Linked DNA regions of Mus musculus: region 2 is linked to region 1. Evidence: chromatin loops called from intact Hi-C (ENCODE). Cell type or tissue: gastrocnemius. All regions are shown on one strand. Each heading gives the region's core, and the rest is flanking DNA. Links, peaks and the distances in the headings are about the cores only.

Region 1 (8,078 bases), core at 1,484-6,483:
CACTCACACACATACACACAAATACATACATCGATGTAAAAAAAAAAAAGAGAAAAAAAATAATTCTGTATGGCACTTTGAGTCTGTTCTGCGTGGAAAGGGACTGTGACCCAGCACGACGTCACTCCAGCGAGGAAGAGGACAAAGCAGCTGAGCCGCACAGGCTGCGGAATTGCGGTCTCTTTCTACTCTCTGCCCTCGCCCTGAGGCGACTGAAGAGCGAACATCTGAACTCCAGCCGGTATACACAGAGGCCCGCTTCTTCTGCCTCTTGCAGAACTCAACTCTTTGACTGACCCTTTGAGGCCACACAGTCAAGTGAGTTACCAGAATTGCGAGGCCCATTGAATCCCCTTCAACATTCAGAGGTTCTAGAAAATTCCATGCCACAAATCACCTGGCTAACAGGCAACCAGGAGAAAGGGCATTGCAGCTCTTCCCCAGGCTCTGCTTCCTGACTAGGCTCCTCCCACTGCGCGCTCCAAGCCTCCAGCCAGTGTCTCCACCATCATCCCCTTCTATCCTCTTCTCAGCCCCCTGCCTCTCTTGCCCTACCCTGCATCCCTGCGTTTCCCATCAAATCAGATCTTTCTGATGGCTGCTGTCACTTGCCTTTATCCAAAGCACTCAGTATCCCACCCTTCTTCCTGTCGCCTTCCAATTCATTTCCTGTAAGCCGTGACCCTTTCTCAGGAACATTAATTAATGTGACTTTTTTTTTCTTTTATCAGAATTCTAGGAACGCCATCTCAGCATGACTCACTCTCTCGCTGTTTAAAATAGGATTTAGTAGATTTTCGTGAGTTAGATGGGTTTTTTTCCCCCTAGATGCTTACTGTATAAATTTACGATCTCTAACATTCTGGGAAAGAAACACATCACTGCTAGTTTTAGTGCAGCTTTAGCATATTGCTACAACTTTTAACGAGGAGACTTAGGGAACATGGGGCACTTGTAGGCTCTCCCCCTGTCTTTCCTAGGAACAGAGCAGATCTCCTCTATGACTATAGTTTCAGGAGTAAGGTAAACCTCTCCCTTAATTGCAATTACTACCGCTCTGCCTGCTAGGAGACTATCAATCTACCAGGCTTTACAATCCGAACAATCACACACTGTATTAAATATACCATGTAAATTTATGTGGACTCAACTCTAAATTAATTTGGGCTGAAATAAATCAAACTGCAGCCAGACCATAATTTAATTAAAAAATTGAAAATATGACTCATGGCACTTAAGGTTACTGATGTTTACTGCCAAAAGAAGTTATCGTTGCTGTGGCAGAGATAAATGTAGGAAGGGCTGCAGGTCCCTGAGGTTGAAACAGATAGATTGCAGGATGGAGATGACATGTAGCAATGCCTAGCAGGACACATATCTTTAGGGCAGTGTCAGAAGAGCGGCTCAGAAACCCACACATGTCCATTTGGATGGCTACTTTCCTGGCCTCTACTTTTGGACTTTAGTATTTCTCTTTACTTTCTTGTGTCTACAAATCTCAATCTCTCTCTCTCTCTCTCTCTCTCTCTCTCTCTGTGTGTGTGTGTGTGTGTGTGCGTGTGCGTGTGCGTGTGCGTGTGTGTGTGTGTGTGTGTGTGTGTGTGTGTGCTCACTCACACACTCTCATTCACAAGCTCCTGTTGGAACTCTTTCCCTAACCTTTGTCCTCCTCCCTGCTCTGACCCTTGGTACATTGCTGTGTAGTGTCTCCTTCCTCCTCGGTGTCTCCTGGCATGTCTTCTTTTCTCTACAGTGGGTAGGAGTGTGTATTCTGCCTCTGGGTGGGAACCTTTGTATCTTAAGGAAGTCTTCTTTCTGGAATGGATGCCGATATTCCCTCTGCCTAAGGCTCCTCCTCAGTCCTGAGTTTTCAAATCCAACCCACAGACCTCACCGTTTCCCCCAGGCGTGACTGGGAGAGTGAAAGAGGCGAGAAAGAGCCAGAACCCAAACCTGGACACAGGCACAGACTGCACACAAGCACTTTGGGGCACACTGCTACCCAGGCAGCAAATCTGTCTTTGTGGTCTCTCCTTGGGTTAACATCCTGCCTACCCAGCCCCACCAAGGCCCTGGTTCTCCCAGGGTTTTTCCTGACCACCTCCATATTGCTTCTCCAGTTAAAACCTTCATGTATATGTGTGTGTGTGTGTGTGTGTGTGTGTGTGTGCGCGCGCGCGTGTGTGTGTGTATGATGTACATGTGTATGTTTATATATATGTATATGCTTATATATGCAATATTTTGTATTATATACATTTAAAGGAGTCTTTAATTTGTTAAGGTCAGTAGTCTCAGAGCTCTAGACCTCATCAAGATGGGAAAGGAGTTCTGTTAAGTCACTAGATACTCTAGGGTCCTCCAGACCACACAGGGCTCCCGGGAACTCTACCTCTGTGCTTTTCCAGAAGTCAACCCTAGCTTACTCTGAAAGCAGCAGAGGGTGAGAAAGGCTGTCCCAGGTCCTGCTGCAGCAGGAAGCATCTGTTGCTTAGGAAAAGACTGAAGTGGGAATCTCTGCCCTCCACCAGGGACCTGGTTTATAAGATTGAGCATCAGTACAGCTTTGAGAACACTAAGTCAGAAACGCAGACAGACATGTTTGTATCTTTTTACAATGTCATAGTTTATTAAATAACCATAAATTCACAGGTTGTATTGTTTTTGTCAGCTGCAGTTAGCCTAATAGTCCTGATGGCCTTTGATAGCTGCCCAATGACAAACATGAAATATTTTACTCCCATCTTAATCGCTAACATTAACTCTTGGGTCACATGTTACACAGCATTTAGTCATTTTATCTCTCTGTATATATGCAGATAACAGAATGGCAACAAAAGGGTCAAAAAGGCCAAAGCAGGGGGGTTGAGGGTGGGGGTAGGGTTGCAGTTCCAAGAAGCCCTAGTGGAGACAGAAAGGTGAGGCAGATACAAAGAAAGCCACTGCTGGTTGTTAGAAAAAAATGTCAAAGAACCCCGAGTCAAAGAAGAGCTGCTGCAGGTCTGAGCCTGGGCTACAGGGTTGAGTGGGAAGTAGGAGACCACAGTTAGGTGTCCTGCTTGTGGGATCCCGGTGAGGGTGTTGCATGCTTCCATTGTCTGGTTGTGTTTGATAAGTTCTTGGGCCCAAGTTTTCTGATGTGGTTTGAATGTACTTATGTGCCCTTGCGTGCCAATCTACTATGTTAAATCTGTAACTGATATCTCCTTTCCCTTTAAAAACTAAGTTTTATGACTTAGCAGTCTGTCCTTTGCAGGCAGTAGTGGACAAGTTGTGGTACCTACGTGCACAAGGAGAGGCAGGCACAAGTGCTCTCAAAATGGTGCAGAATACTCCTTATAAAAATACAAGCATTCAGGCCAAATTATAGTCTGAAAGCCACTGTTTTACACTGTGTGGAACCAGTTAAAGCAGGGCACAGCTTGGTTTCCCCCAAACCTTTGAATTGTGATGTTTTCCTTTCATTCTTGAGTCTTTCTTCCAAAGTTACAGAACACCTTTTGGAAATTCGGACAAAGAAACCCACAGCCTTTCTCAACAAGCTTGGGCGCCCCAGAATCTCCCTAAAGAAATACGAAGCCCATTCAGCCCCTTCAGCGCCAGCTGTGATCCATCCAGAAGATGATGAGCGATTCCTAAGTTGACAGAAGCCAAGTCTTGGCAAGAGCAGGTCTCCTCCCTTCCACTGTGCTGATATCCTAACTGGACGGAAACAGTGGCAGCTGCTTCCTTCCCTCCTGCCTAGCCTCCCACACAGCCGCCCGCGAGGCGCTAAGGGACCCATGCATTAGCCTGCAGCGCCACCTAGCAGACGCAGAGTGAACTTGGGGGATAAGGAGAAAGCAGGTTTAGTGGGGGGAAGTTGTTTTGTAACATCAGAAAAGGGAGTTTCCATTTCTTTCACGGAGTTCTGGGAAATGGAATTTGTATAAAATCTTTTTTGCTCATGATGGAAAAACATTTATTCGACGCTAATGAGGGAATTTTGCCCAAAGGCCATTCTAATCCAAACTTAGGAGAACAAGCATTTGTTTCTCCAAACTTGACTCTCATTTTTGGTCACCTCCAAGACAGTGCAGAACTCGACTCCACCTTGTGATGCACCCGTGAAATCAATGACAAGGCAGAACGTCCCTTATCTTTCCCCTTCCCTTCCTTTCTTTTCTTTTTTTCTCTTTTCCTTTTCTTTCTCAGGTCGGGTTGAATTCTAGGTGATGTCTTCATGCAAGGGGCCCTACGGGACTCATAGGAATTGTTAACCTTGATCGCTCTCTTGATTAGGGTGAAGTGCCAAGCAGATTAGTAAAGCACTTCTGTGAAGGGCTTTTCAGACAGGATTGACTAACGCTGAACACGTGCATCGCTAACGCTGTATGTAGGCGGTGAGCCCCGATGGGCAAAAATGAGGAAACGTCGCCCTTCTTCAGCCTGACTGCCATGCCGTGAACAATTCTGTTCCACCACGCCCTTCTGTCACGATGCTATAACCCTCCTCCCTCATGTTGCCCCCCCCCCCCCCCAGGTATTTGCCACAGTGGCTAAAAGACGAAGGTGTTTGAAACCTACTGTTTCTGATGCTTAGCTCATGAAGCTGACTGACAATCAGAGATAGCTAGCTGACTGATCAGTTGATAATCAGGAATAGCTGACTAATCAACTGATAATTCGAGATAACTGACAGATCAACTGTCAATCAGGAATAGCTGACCAGCTGTCAATCAGGGATAGCAGACTGGCTGGTAATGACAAGCGAAGTTATTCAATTGTAATCATTTTCAAAGCCCCACCCCACCCCTGGTTTGAGTCTGTGAACTTCCTGGAACGGTCCCACAGGAATGAGCTATTTTTCTTTTGTCCAGCTTGAGAGCAGAGATCCTTTCATTCCGTGCATACTAGCAGCTACAAAGAGTTATGCAACTTTGAATTAACACCCAATTTGAAAAGTGATTTTTTTTCCTGATCATGCTAACATGATCAAGAGCCAGCTATTATCGGCCCATCAAATTGACTGTGCAGTCAAATGAAAACACAACCTTCACTCCGTGCATATGCAAGCCTGCCTCTGGTCACTGCCATTGACTGTGGTCCCATGGTTTTCAAATCAATGCCTCACAAAAATATAATTCTAATGCAACTTTAGGAGTTGATTCCTTTCTCCTATAGCAAATGTCTGAAGGATTTTGTGAGAAAGACATCAACATTGGAAACAGTAGCGCGGAAAGCCCACTTTATCTTCAGATGACATCTGTACACATCAACATGTAAAACAGAACTGAATCCCAAGTGCAACGCTTCCTTGAGCTTCCATGGCCAAGATAGTGGCTGTGAAAAATGATGACTTTCATCTGTGTAATAGAACCGTAAGTTGCCATGACAATTTTAGCTGTACCTAAGTTAACTTCAAGACAAATTAAGATTGATTTTAAGAGCAGGCTAGTCTACGTAAAACCCATGGTGTGTGTGTGTGTGTGTGTGTGTGTGTGTGTGTGTGTGTGTGTGTGGCACACACACAGCCAGAGATCCACCTTAGGTATGCTATTAACTGATTGACTGAGAGAAGATCTTTTACCAACGTGGAACTCATCAACTAGGCTAGGCTGGCCAGTGAGCTCCTAGCATCTGCATGTCTCCTCTCCAACGCCACAAACACAAGCACATGCCACAAGGCCCAGTCCTTTTAAAACCATGTTTCTGAAGATAGGACTCAGGTCCCCAAGCATGTTACTGTTCAACTTCACTAGCATCCATGTTATCCCACATACTTATCATTCTTACATCAATTGGTTTGGCACTCCTTGTTCTGAGAAACAAATCTTTCAATCCCCAATAGAAGACAAAGATACACTGTACTAAATGCAAGGAGACTCTTGCTGCTGCTGCTGGTGGTTTGCTTTTGCTGCTATAATACGTAGTGGCTCCTTCTACGTCTAGTTGCAGGTTTATATTAATCTACTCTGGTAAAAGCAATATCAGAACCCAAGATAGATTCACTTTATCGCAGCTTTCTATAAACAAAGACTTTCATGGCTGCTTGAGCACAGCATCTCCTTCCATGGCGTTGTGAGACTGTGACAGATTGGAGCTGGTGAAGAGCCAAAAAGACCTTGTGAAATGCAATGCTCTACAACTCATCGATTCTGTGAGTGTGTATGCCTGGAGACACATGACTTCATGTATTCAGTAAAATTCCAGAGTTCCCATTAGCTTTGGAGGAAACTCATAAGTTAATCCCAACAGTCGAATAAAATATCGGAGGACCAAGAATAGACACTTTAAAGAAGAATATGGGAAAACTTTTCTTCCGGAGATTAAAATCTTTCTAGCTGCTACCACACTTAGGACGGTATGGTATGTCATAGAAAATATTCCAACGGGCTCTTGCCAAAGACTACAGAGTACAGAAGCAGACGTACAAATACATGGCAACTAAAGAGTCCTAAGACTCCCGAGAAAGGCTTTCTCCCCTCCACAACCTCCCGTATACTGTGCCCTAGATCTCAATCTGACTTGATTCTGCTTGTCCGGGTCTCTGCCTCCTCCCTACCTGTGCATAGACCCGGAAGGGAAAGGCAGACCTCCGTCGGACCTGTTCCTGACTCTCAGTGGTCTGCCTGAGGCGCCCAAGTACCCAGAGAGGAGACAGGAAACCGCAGCATTCATCCCAGACTGCCATCTCCCCTTCCCGGTCAGAGCAGGAAGACAAAGGATGTGGACCCTATTCCAAGACTTTGCTCTGCAGCCCTCGAGTGGCCCGCCATTGGTGCCCCAGACACCCGGGCAGAGAGGCAGAACATAGTAGGGCAGTTATCTACGCCTCTTGCTCTTACCATCTTCCCACCCCTCTTCCACAATGACCCCTGAGTCAGAGTGGGTGTGTGATATAGATGCCTCATTAAGAGATAAGCACTCTTGTATTCTCTTGACCGGGTGCGCACCTCTGTGTTAATCATTATGCAGGACAGACAGACGTTTCTCTCGAGGGTTGAGTGAGTGATCCACTCATCTGTGAGCATGATGATAGGTCACAAGCAGATGTGAGTAGAAATACAAGAGTCATAGGGTGGCACCAGATCTTGCTAATCAAGTCAGACACATAAATCCCGCTGTGTCCCTTAGCCGCCTCTTCATCAGATGTGTCAATTCATGAACATGCCAAGTTCCAGTCGGCTCTATCTCCTGGTGTCTGGCTGGTTCCAGCACAGAACAATCCAACCCACTAGCACACCAGTTTAGGTGCCTGCCTCACTCAGAGTCCATTCCGTTCCGTAATGAGCTCCTGTTCCTTCATCCAGCCTCCTGTGGGAATGAAGCCTTTTCCTTCCTTATTCCTTTTTATCTATAAATAAACAAAGCCGCTTCCCTGGCTGGCCCTTTGAAGCAGTTTCTATCTCTCACACTTGACTCAAGCCGGTCTTGAAGTCTATGCCTTCTTCATACTCAAGCTGAGTTGTGCTCGGTTTAGTTTTGCTTCAATTTGACAGTGACATCCAGGCAGGTAGAAGCAAATTGGTTAATCAATGAGTTTTTGGACTCTCCCTCACCAAGGATATGGTATTTCCTCCTAAGAACAATGCTCAAACTAGAGGTTACATTCCTAAGAAAGTTTAATGGCCCTTAATTAGCTGAGCCTATTAAAGTGAGCTCCTTAAGACAGACTTGGAAAGGATATCGGGTGAGTGCGTCTGTGAGGAAATGGATGTAACAGGTAACCTTAAGCTTTGCCTTTGCAAGAACCTGCAGGTCTCCTCTTGTTTAGGGAACGAGAGTTCCTACAGGCAGCCATCTTGGGCAGAGTAACCAATGAAGGATAGCAATCCTGGGATTAGCAATGTGTCATATTACCACGCAAAGCTAGAAGGGCAAAAGACATTGTTCTCTGACTCATACAACAAAACACAAACACACTCATGAGCAGACTCATTTGCTTGCTCTTAGACCTACTTCACCCAGACACCTCCCCATCCCATCCCACAGTGCCCTCCAGGCCTGGGACCCCTTAGGCTTCTCCATGTGCTGATCACTATCAACCTGCTGCATGAGCGGGAGCCTCTGCTCTCCAGAGAACTCTTCCTACTCTG
Region 2 (8,078 bases), core at 1,315-6,314, 220 kb before region 1:
CACTGTACCACATGCTTTTTAGATATTGGGAATTCTGGGGGGGCTGGGGGGGTGGCTGCTAAAAGCAACAGAGCTATTGATGTTGCACACAGAATTCATCTCAGCTAGCGTCTAGACAGTAATCTTGGGGTCATCCTACACAGTGTCACAGAGCTGATCACATGTATGCATGTGCACGCTCGCTGCAAAGACAACACCTAGATGAATGACCCTACATAGGCCTCTTGGTCATCTGGCTTGACAAATGGTAAATTTGGTGCAGCTCCACCAGTGGGCATCCCCTGCAGCACTGTCCCTTCATTACTCATGAAAACCATAACCAATTCCTATTACTGAGCACGGAAGCTGTTTCCACTGGGGAACAGGTGTTTTAAGAAGTTACAAGGAGCCGGGTGTGGTGGCACACGCCTTTAATCCCAGCACTCAGGAGGCAGAGGCAGGCGGATTTCTGAGTTCGAGGCCAGCCTGGACTACAAAGTGAGTTCTAGGACAGCCAGGGCTACACAGAGAAACCCTGTCTAGACACCCCCCCCCCCCCCCGGCCAAAGAAGTTACAAGGATAGCTTTGTCAAATTGCAGGGGTGGTTTTGATATGTGCATGGTAGTGGAGCAGCCTTCAGCATCTGCAGACAGCTTTTCCCCCTGATCTCCCTTCCTGGTTCTGATACGTGGCACATTTTTGAGGCTTTTGATGAGTAATGCAAAATTGCCCTCCTGGAAAGTTACCACAATTCAAACATCCGCCAGGCATCTCGAAGCGACAATTTCCAGAGCCTGTGGGGGCTTTGTGAGATTTGATTTCAAATATCCAAATTCCAACGAGCCCATAAAGTTCTGAAATTGTGAAATCACTTGACTGATAAGACACATGTGGAAGAAAGGCAATTCAAGGCACTGTTTGATCTCAAAAGTAAATACTGTTTCAAGCATCAAAGATAAAAGGTTAAGGATACCAGGAATTAGGGAGTTTACAAGGTGACTCCTGGAAAATTCAATGCCTGGTCAGTAAGGGACCAGATGCAGCCACACCTGCCAAATTTGGCCAGTGCTAGAGCTAGGAGTTTGGGTTTCAAAAGTAGCACTCTCTATTTTTTTTAAATGAGAAATTATATATTCATCCATATTATATAAACACACTCTCACAGATAATGTGCCCATCGGACAATTGGAATTCTTTTAGGTATGTATTTACTTAACAAAATATGGGGCACCTGCTGTGGGCGGAACTCAGTGCCAGTGGTAAGATGACACACGGAAGCCCACAGTGGCGAACCCCTCAGGGAGATGCTCCTCTAGACAGAACTCAGACTCTTTCAGGTAACAGTCAGTCCAAGAAGGGTCAGGATGCTGGTCAGTCCTCAGTGACTGTCCCCAGGCAAATCGTGGCATCCCTGGGTCTCAGTTTCTTTACATATTAAACTCCAGAAGCTGACTTGGGGATCCGAAAGGGCCCTCTGACTCTCAAGCTCCACGCTGTGGCTAGGTTGTTTGAATCCTCAATTTTTTTTAAAGATTTATTTCTTATTATATGTAAGTACACTGTAGCTGTCTTCAGACACAGCAGAAGAGGGAGTCAGATCTCATTACGGATGGTTGTGAGCCACCATGTGGTTGCTGGGATTTGAACTCAGGACCTTTGGAAGAGCAGTCGGGTGCTCTTACCTGCTGAGCCATCTCACCAGCCCCTGAATCCTCAATTTTATGTTTTCCTAAGAGCTTACATTTTCATCTCCCTCTGTATCTTGCACACGCTCTCCCCTAAAACTGTTTTTGTTTGTTTGTTTGTTTGTTGTTTTTACCACAGTAAAACTGCTGATCATGGTACCTTCAAGGAGTAAGCATGGGGTAAAGTTCCAGTCAGATAACTTACATTCCCGCTTTAACTGTTTCTTTGGAGAAGTTTCTCAAATGTTCACGCCTTACTCACTTTTATGCTCTAAAGGCCCGAAGAAGGGCCTCCAGAAGCTGACTTGGGGATCCGAAAGGGCCCTCTGACTCTCAAGCTCCACGCTGTGGCTAGGTTGTTTGAATCCTCAATTTTTTAAAAAGATTTATTTCTTATTATATTTAAGTACACTGGGGCCTCCAGGCCTGCTGCGTGCAAACAGCTGGCATCTTGTCATCACGCCCTAATGTCCACAGTGGCCCTCAAACAGCCCCAGAGGTTACAGCATGTAAGTGTGGGCCACGGTCTCACCTTCATCCTACCACCACCAGGGCTCAGCCAACTCACAAGGTTCTGTCCACAGGACAATTACAACCCATCTGCCCCGTTAGCGTTTTCTAATGTTAGAAGCAGGGAAGTACTTCTGTCAGCACTTGTTATTTTCCACCAGATGTTCCTGCTACCACCGTGTCAACTGTCCTTGGATCTAAGAACTTCTTACAGAAGTGTGTGCTTCGGGGATGAAGGCTTAACCCAGACACACACGGACCTTCAGAAAGAAATATTGCCCCCTAGTGGCCCTTCAAGATACCACCACATAACAAGATTATGCTCGATTCTAGACATGAATGCTAATTCCAACTTATTCAGCCTTAGAAGCCAAAAGAATGAAGGAGAGCCAAAAACTTCCCACCGTGCAAAAGTACATTAGAAACCAAAAACATACGCCAAAAATTCCTCCTCACCTCCCAACACTGAGTGGGCAAGGCTTGCGAGCACCACCTTCAGCCTGCGTCAGCAGGGGCAGTGCAAGTGTCTAGAAGGAACACATGCAGCATTACTCAAGACAATGTATGACAACTGGAATTCCTGCCTTTCTGCAACCTGTACAGGGACTGCAAAGGACCTGCTTGAGAGTGCTTGCATTTCTAAACATCGAAACTCCCTACAATGCCTCGCTGGCTTCAGCTACTTGCGGGAAGTGAGACTGAAAAGGACCAAGACTACTCTGCTCACAAAGGAGGTGTGGAAGAACCCATTGTTTTCTCAGTGTCTGCACTGCCTGTGTCACGCCGAGCTGGGGGATACAATTATCTTACGTGGAAACAAGTTACTACCATCAGGTATCAACAGTCAGAATAGGAAATTAGAAAGAGAGAGACGGAGGGAGACAGACGGACAGACAGACAGAAGGAAGGGAAAGAAAGAAAGAAAGAAAGAAAGAGAGAGAGAGAGGAGGGAGACAGACAGAGAGAGAGAGAGGGAGAGAAAGAAAGAAAGAGAGAGAAGAGGGAGACAGAGAGAGAGAGAGAGAGAGAGAGAGAGAGAGAGATCAAGCTCACATTCTGCAAGATCACGGAACTCCTAATACAGAACAGGGGCCCAACAGTCAATCACCAGAGACAAGACTCTTATCGCACAGCTCTAACAATTGCTTGGCATGAAACTCCTTTCCCAAACTTTCAATTAATATAAAGGAACATATATTTAGAATAACAAACAGATTAGGAGTTGGGAAGAGGAAATACCACAAGTTCCTGCTATTTCCCAAAATAGAGCAGGCACACACACATTTCTTCTGTGAGAACAACATACCTGAGCTTGGCACAGCTCATTGGTCAGTCGCAAGCCCGAAGAACCAAAACATCACATTAAGAAAAAAAAAATTTAAAAAAAAAAAAGCATCTGAATTATTCACTCCCATGTAAATGGCTGCTCCATTGAAATCAAAAGTGAAAATTTGGGCTATCTCTTGGAAATCACTATGACTTACTAAAAGGGGCTGTGTTGTGTTTTGTTTTGTTTTTAATACTTCCGACTTGAATTTCATGGCAGAAGGATGAGATTTAAGGCAACAATCTGAGAGTGTGTTAACTGTAACACACATGGTAAGGCCTAGAGCCTAGGTGGAGAACTCAGATAACAGACTCCGAAGAATTCTGACCAAAAATCAGGCAAGATTATTTCTTAAGGTTTTTCTTTATTTGCTCATCTACTCAACAAATAATGCAGGACGGAGGTGCAGCCTTGGCTGTGCGTGCCACAGGAAACAGCAAGCCCTGTCCCTGAACTCCTGGAGCCAGCATGGAGGAATTCTTCCACCCTCTTCTCCATGCGCAGCACCCCAATCCAAGCACATGCCCGCAGCCTGCCCCTCTCCCCAGTAGTAGCATAGCACCGTGGTGGCCCTATGGCGCCGCCTGGATGTTGATTCGTGCAGTGCCCTCTACCTGAGCTACACTTCCCCTTTCTCCAGAATCATACACTGCTCAGCTCCTACCAATCTACCCTAGGGAGGCTTCTCGGGCCACAGGCAGCAGTCTTCAGGGCGACCCTATCCACCTCAGCCACGCCCCTCTCTACCTCAGCCACGCCCCTCTCAGCCACGCCCCTCTGCCAGGGCAGGGTAGGTTCGTTTCCCTGGTCCTTAACCGGATACCATCTTTCTTCACTGCTCTCTCACGTTTTTAATCCATCTCCACAATTCAGATGGAAACTCATGACAGCCAGTCTGTTTGTCCCGTATAAGCTGGATCTCAGTTTCCCGAAAATTGCCTGGAATATTAACAGAAGACTGATAAACACCTATTTATGAAGAACAAATATGGACCAGTGTTAACAACACTTTTGTATTGACACCACAATGTTAGGTCCCAAAGAAAACAAAGACCATATTCTAAATGCTAAGAGTGGATTGGATTTTAATTAGATTTTTAAAGGTTCCTCACAGCTTATAGAAGGAGGAGGAAGAGGAGGGGATTGGAAGGGGAGAAGCGAGAAGACGAAGAAGAGGAAGAGCCTCCACATAGGATCACATAAGGCTACATAATGCATTGTGCTCAAATGCTAGCATTAGCGAGGCCTAACCTCTACAATTTATTCTGCTTCCAAAATCACTCTTAAGAGATGCCAAGGACAAATACTTTCTCTAACAATGAAGGTGTAAAAGCAATTTATTCACATTAAAGTAGAAGCCAGTGGTGATCAACCACAGAAACACAGACTTTATCCTAATGAGAAGCAAATTTTCTGGAACACACACACAAAAAAAAAAAAAAAAAAAACTCCCCTGCCTTCAATTTAATAATAGGTATAAGCCTTCACTGCATATTCAAAAACATTTAAACTCTTAGGATTTTTTTTTTAAAGACAGGATCTCATAATATAGCCCTGGCTTGGAACTCAGTACGGAGCCTAGGCTGGCATAGAACTCACAGACATCCACCTGCCCCTGCCTCAGGAGTCATGGGATTAAAGGCTCCACACAGGGCCTGGTGGATTATTCTTGTAAGTGCACAGTTTTACTTTGTTTTGTCATTAGGAGGATGACTTTAGGTCCTGGCCATCATAGCTCTCATTTCACAGCAAAGATGCCACAAATCCCCATGGGTCACTTTGGAGTCATTAAATCAGAGAATGTGCACTGGGCAGAGCTGCCTCCACTTCCTGCAATGTGAGGACGCAACTTTGGGGCCCTGGGAATAACTGAAACCCACTTAAAAGCCTCAAAAAGAAAAGTGCTTTACAACAACCTCACAGCAAGATATCAGAAGACTATACCTGTGAAGAAAGAGAACCTTAAGTAAAATATGGCTTATCCTTAAAGGAGTTCTCAGATGTTGTGTCAGAGGGAGAGGGAGGTGGCTCCCTCGGGGGATGGAGGGATGGGGGTGGGAAGAACACTGGAGACTGTCTGGACTTAGGACTTCATGGGGAGGCAAAGAGCTGGTACAGAACAGGGCATGCGACTATCCCAGCCAGCAGAAAGACAAAAAAGAGCAAAATGCTACCAAGCATTGGGCTACATTCGGAGAGAGAAAAGAGCCAGAAAGCTGGTGCTTACTGATGCTAAGGGAGTGGTAGGAGAGAGATGTGCCCTTTACTCTGAACTACGTAACCAGTGGATTTTCTCTAATGTGAAGAGGTGCCCCACAAATTAATATGGTAACGTCTTCACACCATCACTACACTATTCCTAACACAGTCCCCCCAAAAATGAGTCTTCCGTAGCAAAAGTTTTTAAAACTCAGGAAATAATTCATTTGGTTTTAAAAGCACAGTCCTCGGTCCTCATTCCCCAGAGGAGACTCCAAGTCTCCACTCACTGGAGCAGAGCAGCCTGTGATCTCACCTCTCACAAGGCAAACACACCTCAGCTCAACTCTGGCCTGAGAGCAAACAGCAGCTCCGGCCTCCTTGACAATACGCCTCCTATTGAAACTGAGCTTAAGGTTCCTCATGGATGCCTCCAAATGAACACAGTTTCCACCTGGTTGGAAGAAGGAAAGTCAGGGAGAGAAAGAAAAGAGCACAGTCCAGTGTTTTTTAAAAGCACAGGCTATGCTGAGATTTGCTTCCCTCTGCCAGTCTCACCCGAGGAGCCTCTGCTCCTAGTGGAGTATGACTTCAGATCTGTGTCAAGATAATCCTGCAAGGGGAGGGGACGGCATCAGTTGCAATAAACAAATGCTTTAGTTTTTCACTGGGGGCGGTGCTTTAAATATAACGTGGGCACCGCTTTTGAACTCCTGACTAACGTAAAGTCAGGTCAACTCTAAGCAAATATTATTTGCTGGGTTAAATATGCAAGGGAAGGCATTGGATGGCAAAGTTTAAACTGAAAGTTCTGCTGAAAAACCCACTTTAAAGAAACAAAGTAAACGCAAAGAATGCATGTAACTGTCAGTCAGTAACAGCGCACGTGTCCTTTCAGTATCTGACTGCATTAAACACAGCTACAGAAAGGGACCCAAAGATAACCCTAGTGTAAACGAAAGATTCGTGTGTCTTGGCAGCTGAAGTGGGGGCTAGAATCACATAACTCAAGCTCCTGTGTAAGTTCACAACACTTGCTGTGCAGTTTTCTGTGCGTCTGGGTCCACGATCTCAGCTTTGTGCTTTAGACAACACATCCGGAAAGCCATCCATTAGGAAGCCTAACTTTGCTTGCCTACACTTTAACTTGGGAGTTTAATAAGTTTAGCGCCTTCGGACACAAGCACCTAGAACTACAGACAGGTCAGTCAAATGCACCATCAAAACAGAAAGGACGAGGAACTACTTTTCTGAAGCGCTGAGGTTTAGGGGCAGGAAACCATCTGGCAGGTCGCAGCTCCGAATGGGGAATTAAAGGTCCTGCCCATCCCCCTGGTAACCTCTGGCCTTGGAACTCAGTGCCCTTCGCGCCGCACAAGTTTCCCGCGGTGTAGCCCGCGTGGGCGCGGGCTGCAGGGTTGACCCCTCGGCTGGCACGGACGGCGTGAGCCCGAGTGGCGTTGCCCCAGAGCCGGGGACGCGCCCCCCGCACGCGCTCCGGGCTGCCGCGCCGCGCCCCCGCACTCACCAGCCGCTCCCGCGCCGCTATCTTGCCATCCCAGTCGGCCGCCGCCCCGGGGCAGCCCGGACCCTGCAGCACAGGACTGCAGTCCTGAAGGAGCAGTCCGGTGGTAGCAGCCGCCGTCCTGGCGCCCCTGTCCCCTTGCAGGCCGGCTCTAGCGGCCACCGACGACCGGCCGCCGCTGCCTTCTCCCAACCCCGCGAGCCACCGCAGCGCCAGGCGACGATAACGGCCGCGGCCACTGCCGAGACGCTCCGGCGCAGACTGCGCGCCCGGAGGCGGCGCCTGCGAGGAGCTCGGCGGGGGGCGCAGCACCCAGGCCCCGCCCAGGCCCCGCCCCGCGCGCCCCCGCAGCCTTCTCCGCCGTCCCTGCCGCGCGCACGGGGACGCGGGCCCGCGGGCCCGCGAGGCCGCGCGTGAGTCGGAGCCTCTGGGTCGCGCGCGGGCCCGGCGCCCAGGGAGGTGCCTCTGCCGAGACTCCGGTCGCGCGGCCAGCCTTGCAAGGTCACCGAGCGGCGGGCGAGAGCGCAGCGGCCCTGCGGGTGCAAAGCCTCCGGAAAGGCCAGCGGAGCCCAGGCGGCCCTGCGGGAAGCAGCGCGGCTCCCAAACCGCTGTCATTGCACTTTGCAAGCCGTGCGCGGAGGAGGAAACTCGTGTCGCCCCGAAAAGGCACACGGACGCCAATTACTGCGGGTTTTTTTTTTTTTCCTTTCTTTCTTTCTGATTTTGTGCATTACCTAAACTGCCCCCAAGCCGGGGCGCTGCCACTCAGTTCCCCTACTTTCTTGGTGAGGGGACCTCTCAGCTCCTGAGGGCCTGCGGGGGCAACTGAGAACATCCTGGAGCCATCTAGTC

The links. A loop is a pair of places that touch in the nucleus more often than their neighbours do. Peaks named below come from ENCODE experiments on the same cell type or tissue, not always from the same donor. Only the 100,000 strongest peaks of a DNase experiment are listed, where the experiment ranks them.
Region 2: it touches region 1 in a loop (6-fold over the local background); 24 of 42 quality-filtered maps call a loop at or near these places.

Annotation. Positions count from the first base shown.
Region 1 is chr15:6,905,546-6,913,623 of GRCm38, reverse strand. No RefSeq gene overlaps it. Among named protein-coding and RNA genes, the nearest start is that of Osmr, 35 kb to the right of the region's middle. In gastrocnemius, for the core only: a CTCF peak has its summit at 3,802; a DNase peak (open chromatin) is centred at 3,769; H3K4me3 peaks cover 965 bases; H3K27ac peaks cover 909 bases.
Region 2 is chr15:7,128,978-7,137,055 of GRCm38, reverse strand. It overlaps Lifr (LIF receptor alpha), which reads right to left and starts at 7,484. Exons shown (of 20, transcript NM_001358593.1): 1 at 7,230-7,484. In gastrocnemius, for the core only: CTCF peaks have their summits at 2,459 (motif pointing left) and 4,092; a DNase peak (open chromatin) is centred at 4,100; H3K4me3 peaks cover 4,268 bases; H3K27ac peaks cover 4,892 bases.